Regions from separate parts of the Homo sapiens genome. Here all the other regions are linked to region 3. A link is a contact called in ENCODE Hi-C data. All regions are on one chromosome and are shown on one strand. Each heading gives the region's core, a stretch centred on a gene start or an enhancer-like site at or near the end of the contact. The rest is flanking DNA. Distances are from core to core; before and after follow the strand shown. Region 1 holds the start of RBMX2 (RNA binding motif protein X-linked 2). Region 2 holds the start of SLC25A14 (solute carrier family 25 member 14). Region 3 overlaps ELF4 (E74 like ETS transcription factor 4).

Region 1 (3,278 bases), core at 526-3,025, 320 kb after region 3:
AGCTTTCATTGCCAAGATAATTTTACAAAGTTAATGAATAGCTGGGTTGGAATGGGGAGGGGGGAACAGACACAGAATGAATGAGGAGGAACTGTCATTGGTGGGCAGCCTCTGTTCTCCTTCTTGGCAGGACATTGGTTACATGGTGGGCCACTTGAGGGTACAGTTGTTATCATCATCAAAATGCTTTTATGAAGGACCTAATATCTGGTGCTCTGAGTTAGGCCGCACAGCTCTGGACTTTCACTTTTAGAACATCATAGTCCAAGAGCAGGTATTGATGTGGACACATGCAAAATGGATTCAAACTGTCAATATGGGTTAAATCACATATTATACATTAATAATCTCTTCCACTGGTTTCTAGATATTTCTGGTTGAAATCTATCAAGCAAATATATCTTGTCCCCTTAATTATAATATTAGCTCCTTGAAGGCAGAGGACCCACCCTGATACTCCTGTCTACAGACCTTAGCTGTACAGGACAAATCTAGATGTTCAGTAAGGACTGATTAAATCAACCTGACCTGACGGGTGCAGGTAGAGTACCTTTCAAGTTAATTTATTCCTTTGAGCCTCATTTCTTCCTCTACAAAATGAGGGTGGAAATTTTTTTTCTTTTCTTTCTTTTTTTTTTTAAATAAAAAGGAGTCTCACTCTGCTGCCCAGGCTAGAGTGCAGTGGTGCGATCTCAGCTCACTGCAATCTCTGCCTCCCAGGTTCAAGTGATTCTCCTGCCTCAGCCCCCTGAGTAGCTGAGATTACAGGCGTGTGACACCATGCCTGGCTAATTTTTGTATTTTTAGTAGAGACAGAGTTTCACCATCTTGGCCAGGCTGGTCTTGAACTCCCGACTTCAGGTGATCCACCCGTCTTAGCCTCCCAAAGTGTTGGGATGACAGGCATGAGCCACCACACTTGGCCCCCCTTTTTTTCCCTTTATTTTAGAGACAGGGTCTTGCTATGTTGCCCAGGATGGTCTCGAACTCCTGAGCTCAAGCAATCCTCCTACCTCAGCTTCCCAAAGTGCTGGGATTACAGGCTGAGCTGCTGTGCCCGGCTAGGGATTGTAATTTTCTCTGCTTTATTGGGTTGTTGTGAGGGTGGAGAGACAATACATGTAAATTGCTTAGTACATACTCTAGCATCGTATAGTACATCATCTGCTCAATTGTTAGCTATTAATTTAACAATATTAATTTCTGCCTCCTGCTCAACTAGGAGAGAGCCTATGGAAAAGAGTAAGTGCAGCAGTTCTCATGCAAATGTGTAGGTATTCGATTCAGCCTATAGAAGCACACTGGTCTGTTGCCTATGTATTGGGATAAGGACAACAGAAGATTTACCTTTTCACCTATCTTCTTCACTTTTCTGCCATGACAGGGATGCTTTGATGGGTCTGTGCTTTAGCAACTGACTAGGAGCGAAGGTCCAAGTGGGACTCTGGACTGGGAGCGAGGGCTGAGACTAAAGTCGCCACATCAGGCTGCTTGTTCCGTTCACTCAGCAAATATTTATAGCTAATCTAACCAGTTTCAGATATCGTTCAAGAGGTGGGGGTCCTGCAACAGCCCAGGCTTGTGCCTTTACCCCATTTCACAGAGAAGAAAAAGCGAAAAACTAGAGAAAAACCACCTCTCCAAGAGGTAACCGCACGCAGCGCGGAAGGCTGCTAGTGCGCAGGCGCCACGCCCCGGTACGCCCCGGCTCTTCCGGCGCGAGGTCACCGAATCGACTGGCCACTGGCGCCGGGGCCGCGCATGCGCTGCGCTGCCTTTCCCGGGCGCTGATTCCTGAGTGCTGAGCGCGAACCCGAGGAGATGAAGTAAGGCGTCAGCTTCCTTTTGAGGAAGGAGCAGCGGGCCACTGGGGGTGGTCCACCGGGACTGGTGTGGTAGAGCGTCTGCGGGGCCGAGGGGCGGGAGCGGCGCGGGGACTGGAACAGCTCGTCCCCTAGTTTTGCTCTTCCTCAGCTCCGGCCGGTTCGCACTTACTTGTCTGCTTTTCTGCCTACCCTCCCCACCCCCCCCGCCACCGTGAAGCCCTTTAACTAAGGTGAAGCTGATCAACGAGCTGAATGAACGAGAGGTCCAGCTTGGGGTGGCCGATAAGGTGTCCTGGCACTCCGAGTACAAGGACAGCGCCTGGATCTTCCTGGGTGAGGTCCACATCTTTCTTCCTCAGTGCTCTCCAGATTCTCCTGCTCGGTTTCCGACTATTTCGGCATTTTCACCCTTCACTCCTGCTTACATTCATCGCCCACCTTCATATCCATCTGCTGTCTGCCCGGGAATCCGTGTTACATCTCTTTTCTGCCCCATTTTTAGTTTTCCTTCCCTGCCAAATCAGTGCTCATGAGAGTTACTGTTTGCCATTTGCTGTGCTAAGGTTCAGGGACTGTTGTTATTTCTCTCTCACCCTCTGACCCATTATACTGCTGAGGAAATTGGGGTGCAGAGAAGTTAAGGGACTTCCTTAAGGTCACATAGCTAGTAAGCGCAACAGGCAGAACTATAGCATTCTAGAACTCTTGGTCTTAGCCACAGCTCCATATTGCTACCACCACCCTCCCCCATTCCCCTTCCCTTCCAGAATTCACTTTGCTCCTCTAGCTCCTGCTTTCTAGTCCATGGCCACGTTACCATTACTGTATTCACTTTATATCACAATCAGTAATTGTACAAGTTTGATGCTTCAAAGAGGTTATTGTACCAAACATTGTGCTAAGCACTTTATATACATCGTTTTATTTAACTCTTATAATAATCTTGCGAGTTACGTGCTAATATCCCCATCTTACAAATGAGGAAATAAATATTTGGAGGGGAAATTATTCCCTAGGAAATGCTTAACAGTGTCTTTATAACCTTTGTCTATGTGTAGGTGGGGTTAATCATGACATATGTAGACTGATTTTGTATCATAGCTGTAAATTTGTGGGTAATGAGCAGATGAATTCAACATGTTTGTGGAAGCAGAGGTTTGTGATGGAAACTATCTGCTTTGTCCATAGGATTTTGGGTGGCAGGAGGACTGAGTGATCAGATTAGTTTCGTTAGTGGTGACCCCGACTTCCACTCAAAATTAATTACTCCTTTTTCTGTACTACTGGCACCTTACATGTACTTCTGTCATTGAGTCAGACTTAATTTCTTTCTTTCTTTCTTTTTTTTGAGCTGGAGTTTCACTCTTGTCGCCCAGGCTGGAGTGCAATGGCACGATCTCGGCGCACTACAACCTCTGCCTCCTGGGTTCAAGCGAGTCTCCTGCTTCAGCC
Region 2 (3,215 bases), core at 307-2,806, 260 kb after region 3:
GGAGGTTGCAGTGAGCCGAGATCGCACCACTGCACTCCAGCCTGGACCACAAAGTGAGACTCTGTCCAAAAAAAAACAAACAAAACCCAACAAAATAAAACAAGGTGAACTAAAATGAGAAATATCCTTTTGGAAGAACATAGTTCCAAATATTTATTCATTCAACAAATAACCATTTAGGGCCAACTTGCACTGACTTTTCCTTATAACACATAAGCAATAAACCCTATTATTGCGTACTCTCGCGTGATTAGGGAACGTTGTTAAGAGGCTCAAAAATCGGACGTCATAGCTCAAAAATCGGACGTCATAGCACATTGGCTAATGGAATCACCCAGGGGCTTTGCGGTTTCCCCTTCCAGCAGCCAGAGGGGCCAGAGTCGGAAGCTGGGGGTCGGACTCTTGGCATCTTCTGGTGGATTATGAGGTTTGGATTAACTGGGATTTCCCGTTGGTGTTTTTCTGCCTCATCTGTTTAGCTTTTTGTGGTCCCCTTTTTGGTATCCAACTTGCTCTTTCTTAAGTGAAGTTTCTGATTAAAGCAAGAGCTTCGAGTAAGGGGTCTGACCGTAATTTTTCACTGGTTAATGTCTGACGTCCAGTAGGTGCTGTCTGGATCATTCTCCGTCCCTCCCTCCCTTCTTTCCCTCCCCCCCTTCCTTTCTCTCCCTTTCTCTTTTCTTTCTCTCTCTCCCTCCCTCCTTCCTTTCTCTTTCTCTCTCTCTCTCTTTCTCTCCTTTCTTGGATGGAGTCTTGCTTTGTCACCCAGGCTAGAGGGCAGTGGCGTGATCTCAGCTCACTGCAACCTCCACCTCCGGGGTTCAAGTGACTCTCCTGCCTCAGCCTCCCGAGTAGCTGGGACCACAGGTGCGTGCCACCACACCCAGCTAATTTTTTTGCATTTTTACTAGAGACGGGATTTCACCATGTTGGCCAGGCTGGTCTCAAAACTCCTGGCATCAAGTGATGCGCCCGGACCCTCAAAGTGTTGAGATTACAGGCGTGAGCCACCGCGCCTGGCCTTGAACTTTATTTTCTCATTGAGCCCAGGCACCTCACTAAATTCGGCTCACCCCTATGTCTCACTTTCCTACTTTTGTTTTGAAGCCTTTGCCCCACCCCCTCCACGTTGCCGCCTTTTTCGTACTGAGCGCGCAGGGCACTACGCCCACCACTCCCCTTGACCCACTCCTCAAGCCCTGATACCGGGGCGAGGCCCCTTCCTTTTCTAGTCCTTCTACGCGCCAGGTGGGTGGGTTTCGCGGTGACGAGGCGACACCTCTTTCCCCTCTGGCGAGCACGTTAACTGGGGAAGCTACCAAATTCTCACGCCTTAGCTGCCCTGCCTCCACCTCCCGCAAGTCCGGTTGCCCCTCTAGGCTTCTGCGCCTGCAGTGGTTCCGACCCTCGCCTTTAGAACTCTGCCGCTTCCGCCTCTTATTTCGCGCCTTTGTTTTTAGTTTTGGAAGGGGCGGAGTTGAAATGGCTGCGCCGCGGTTGCCGAAGCAACGCTTTGGTTACTTCCGTTGGTTTCAATGCTTCCGGGTTGGCGCTGCAGTGGCGTTTCCGACTGTGGGAGCCTCAGCTTCCCAGTCGTCCGATGAGCCCGAGCAGGTGAGGGGGAGCTCCTGGACTTCCAGGCTGGGGAGCGGGGCTGGGCCGCGCCAGGCCGCGCGGGGCCGGGCTGGCCTGGTTCCCGGCCTGGGAGGGGCTTAACGGTCCTCTGGTCTCTCTCTCCCCTCAGCTGAGTCCCTTCCCTGTCTTTCACTCTTCTGGCATCGGTGGTTTTACTTCTTCGATTGAACCCTGCTTCCTCGACCCCCCTGGGAGGCCGCCTTCTTCAGGCGCCTCCCTTCTCTCCACGAGCTCGCTCTGACAGCTGAGGAACTGGCAAGATCCTGCTACCCAGAGGGTGAATGGGTATCTTTCCCGGAATAATCCTAATTTTTCTAAGGGTGAAGTTTGCAACGGCGGCCGTGATTGTAAGCGGAGTAAGCAAACACCTCCATTGTATTAGTGTAAGGGATACTGTTGAAAGATGCTCCCCTTCGGTTTCTACCCCCTGTCACTCCTGAGGTCAAGGCATTGAAGGCATCTATTAAAATGCAGTTCAGTTACTTGATTGGCATGACAGCTGTTATCAACATGAATTAGTTTCTCAGACAGGATAACAGCAGGGACATTTATGGTTTCCTGTCAGTGATTCCTTGTTGTTGTTGTTTTTCCCCCCAGCCTAGAGATGCCTAGCGTTATCATGAACTCTTCCCTCGTCTTCATTCCCTACATCATCGAGTTCTTTGTGTCTTCATTGGGGAAGTCTATCTCTAACCTCAGTGCCAACAAGCATCTTTGTCTGCTGTACTTTGCACCATCCTAAGCTAGTCTCCCTGCCTCTCCCGTTTGTAATGTAATCCACTGTGTTTGCTGCAGCCCTAATAGGCTAAAATGTGGTGGATTTCCTCAAGTCACTTCGTTGTTAAACACACACACACAAAACATGCAGCCCCCTCCTACACCCCCTACCCCCACCCCTTGGTTTCAAGCCTTTCAACATAACATGCTCCTTATCACACTTCTTGTCTGATACTGTTTCAGTCAACAAGGGAATTCTCTGTTCCAGTTAGGTTCCTTTCTTCTTGGCACAAACCATACTGATGCCTGCTTCTACATGCTGTGCTTGTTCCCACATTTGTGTTTCTGTTCATTCTCTCTTCCCTGCCCCTCTCCCTTACCTGCACCTAACCAGGTTGTACCTACCGTCTCTCAAGGTTCAATTTAGGTTCTCTCACCTCGGCAATTTTCAAATTAGTCAATCCCATGCTGGTTGTAGTCTTTTCTATGCTCCTCTTGCTCTTAAAGTTTGTACTACACAGTTTAGTACTTAATTTTTCTCTAACGCACTACTTTGATTTCTTCCACCAGATTATAAGCTCTTGAAAGGCAAGTACTGTATTTCGTACTTTTTTCTCTGTCCCATCTCATTGGTTATTCAGAAAAGACAGGTTGAGTGGTAAATATTGTCTTGGTGCTAGAACGAATATCTGTGTTTTTCAAATATGATTATACCCAAAGTGCATTGCAGGTTTGGGCATTTAGCATGCCTTCAATAAATATCTGCTTGGCTCTCCATTGTTACCTTCTGAATCTGAGAATCTCTAATTTCTACTCTTTCTTAAAGGAGAAAGCAGGAGAGGCACCCAGAGTTTCCTGACCAG
Region 3 (2,947 bases), core at 4-2,503:
GCAGCCAGCTGGCTCCCTGGCTGTCTGCCTGGCTGTCTGTGTCTATCTGATTGTCCACAGGGGCTAACTGTGCTCTGTTCTCTGGGGCCATACCTGGTGGATATCATCATCCATCCCGTTGCTTGCGAACTCAAAGATCAGGTCACTGGGCTGTAGGGTAATAGCCATGCTGTCTTTTCAGAGAGCTGACAACGGGATTATCAGAGCCCTCCAGAGCTGTGGGGCTTTCTTGATGAAGGGACAATACCCAGGTACTTTGGAGCCTAGAGCCTACCCCCTGAGCTGCAGTAAAATAGGGGGTGGAGAGAGCTGGAGTAGGTGGTGGCCTAAGCCAGGCTCAAGGCTGCATTCTGGGCTGGACCAACCACAGGAGCGACCTAGAGAGAAGGGAGAGATGGGGACAGTGAGTAAGTCACCTTCCTTGAGCTCTGTTGCCAGAACTGCCTATGAACCAGAGGGACCCTGCCATGCTAAGGCAGACTGCCAATAGAGGAGTGGCCGAAACGGGAGGATGATGAGAGAAGAAAAGCGACAGAGAAGAAAGAGGTCAGGGAAAGAAAGAAGGAGAGAGGAAGTCAACTGAATGGCCTCCAGTGGGAAGTGGCTGAGTGTTGGTGCCCGTCTGGGTCACCAGCATCGGCATCTCGCACTAGTCCCAAAGATATGCAGCCTCCCTCCCTGCCTCCTCCCCTTCCCCTGGAGAAACTGCCAGATGGAGGAACTTTGCGCTCTCTCCACCCTGAAGACTAATCCCCAGGGGGAGTCAGGGCGCCTGGCCTGGCCTCGTGGACGAGGCAGCAGCATGGAGAATCCCTGTAACTCCCTTGGCTTGGGGAAGAATCGTGTGAGGGGCTGAGTGGGGGCCTGTGGGTATCTGTATACCCACTCTGTAGTGCTCTTCTGACTCTGCCTGGCTCCAGGTGAAGTCAGCCTAATCTTACCTTGGGAGTGGGGGCCAGTTAGCTTTGAGGGGCCACATCTACAGAGGAAGAAGTGGGGGTGGTCACACCCATGCCTGCCTCGCTGTGGGGGTTGTATTGTGTGAGGACCAGCAGTGGCCTTACCCTGCTCTCAGGGATGGGACTCTCAGATGGAGCCAAGCCTCCAGAGAGCCTGGAGACTGGGGGACAGGTGGGCCACATACCCTGTTTTCGTCAGCACCCCCCTCTCACCACTACCGCCGCCACCCACCAGAGAGCGTGGCCTCTGTGCTGTGTGTGGGTTTGTGTTCTTGGTTTAGCTTTGCTTTCAGTTTCAAGAGTGAACTGTCACCCTGGGAACTGGTGAGGAGAGCCCCGACTGGAGGAGGGGCAGGCGGAACCTTCCCCATCCTCTGGGGCTGGCTCAGGCCCCTTTTCCAGGAAATCTTCTGTGTCTGCCGCAGCCCAAACACACCTCCTCTCGCCCCACGTGCCCTCAGCGCTCACGGTGTCACATGGCGTCCGGGCCTGCATTTGTTCCCCCTGTCGCCACTCCTCAGGGCTGTCAGTGCCCGGGCGCCTCATCTGCGTGTTGTGGGTGGTCACACCCAGGCCTGCCTCCCACAGCCCCAGCCCTCCCACCTCCCTCCTCGCCAGCCAGCTCTGCTCCTCCACCCCATCACTGGAGCTTCTCCACTTCCAGGCGCCACGTCTTTGGTCCCCTGGGCTCGGTTCTGAGTGTGTGGATGTGCGTGTGGGTGTGTCCATGCACCATAGCAGAAGCCACACACTGCACTCCACCTCCTTGACACTCCCTTGGCAGTGCCGGGGTGGGCAAACCTTATCCTGGCCCGGAAAGAAATGAGGAACTTCAGAGAGGGGCAAAGGGGAGGAAAGGGAGGGGGACCACGGTGACCTCCCTGATGACCGCTCTCCCCCACAGGAGACACCCAGGCCTCTCCTACTTCCTTTCCGTTAGCCCACAGGGCTGGCCGTGCCTTTGCCCCACCCCCACCCTCACCCTCACCCCCACACCTTTCCACCCACCCCAACAAAAAGTCGGGAGAAGTCGCTCAACTCAACCTCTCAGGTCTGAATTTCCCTTTGGACGAGTGAGAGGCTGAGTACTGGGAGGAGGCGCCTGGGAAACTGCAGCCCTTGCCCCAGGTTCACTCCTCCCACCACCACCCCACCCCCACCAGACCCTGCCTGCGACCCATTCTCCACTGGTCTGTGAAGCCTCCCAAGGCCATTTATGCTTGGAAGGTCTGTCCCCCCTGCCCCCCCAGCCTAAGCGCCCCAAGGCTTGCATTCCACAGCAGCTCCCGCCCTCCCACAGGCCTTCTGCCTGCCCCCAGGAAACATTCTCATACTAATCAAATTAAAGGTGATCACTTTCACCTAATCCCACTTTGTCTAAACATGAAACTCCTGTGTGTGTCCCTTCCCCCAAGGTCACTCGCTGTAGCCCTTCCCTTCGGGCTTGCTCATCTCTTCTTTCCAGATCAGGATTTCATGTTTGCGAGTTCACTGCTGGTGCTGTCTGCCTGGGCTACTTTTATGTACCTTCCTTACCTCCCCCATAAGACAGGGGCTTCCTTGAGGGCAGCAACAACTGTGTTGGACATTGATGAAACCTTAGCACCTTGCATCATGTATGGCATGTAACAGACACTCAATTTGTGTTTGTGGAATGAATGAAGGGATGAATGGGTGGATGGGTGGGTGGGTGGATGGCTGGATGGATGGCTGGATGGATGGATGGATGGATGGATGGATGGATGGATGGATAGATTGGTGGTATGGGTCAGTCAGCATCTGTGAGGTGTGTTTTCTGGGCAACGTTTATCTGTATACGGTGGATGCGGGTAGGTGTCACGTACTCTGCCTTACACGAGAATGAGCAAAATGTGCATACCTTCTGGGGTGACCTCTGTATGTTTTTGCATTGTCATTTACCCAGGTGCGCTATTTGCGTTGGTTGTGGGTGTGCAAGCGCACTGTAGGTATATGTGTGTGCAGGGTGT

Evidence for each region. Hi-C counts contacts between places; a loop is a spot of excess contacts on that map. Pooled maps may share reads with other maps.
Region 1: a loop to region 3 is called in a pooled map, with 21 times the contacts of the local background. The contact joins the promoter of RBMX2 here to the enhancer-like site in region 3. A Hi-C loop is called at or near these places in 4 of 37 single-sample maps with no recorded cell type and 10 of 50 pooled maps.
Region 2: a loop to region 3 is called in a pooled map, with 9 times the contacts of the local background. The contact joins the promoter of SLC25A14 here to the enhancer-like site in region 3. A Hi-C loop is called at or near these places in 8 of 37 single-sample maps with no recorded cell type and 11 of 50 pooled maps.

Annotation. Positions count from the first base shown.
Region 1 is chrX:130,400,212-130,403,489 of GRCh38, forward strand. It overlaps RBMX2 (RNA binding motif protein X-linked 2), which reads left to right and starts at 1,776. Exons shown (of 6, transcript NM_016024.4): 1 at 1,776-1,826; 2 at 2,044-2,159. The coding sequence starts at 1,822.
Region 2 is chrX:130,338,363-130,341,577 of GRCh38, forward strand. It overlaps SLC25A14 (solute carrier family 25 member 14), which reads left to right and starts at 1,557. Exons shown (of 11, transcript NM_001282195.2): 1 at 1,557-1,614; 2 at 1,745-1,991. The coding sequence starts at 1,917. RefSeq lists an enhancer at 1,189-1,762 and a silencer at 1,575-1,784.
Region 3 is chrX:130,081,163-130,084,109 of GRCh38, forward strand. It overlaps ELF4 (E74 like ETS transcription factor 4), which reads right to left. Exons shown (of 9, transcript NM_001421.4): 2 at 94-377. The coding sequence starts at 168. Among named protein-coding and RNA genes, the nearest start is that of ELF4, 28 kb to the right of the region's middle. RefSeq lists enhancers at 932-1,081, 1,232-1,461, 1,892-1,941. Within about 2 kb of position 1,254, at least 21 of the 41 ENCODE cell types and tissues checked have a DNase peak (open chromatin) inside an H3K27ac peak, as active enhancers do.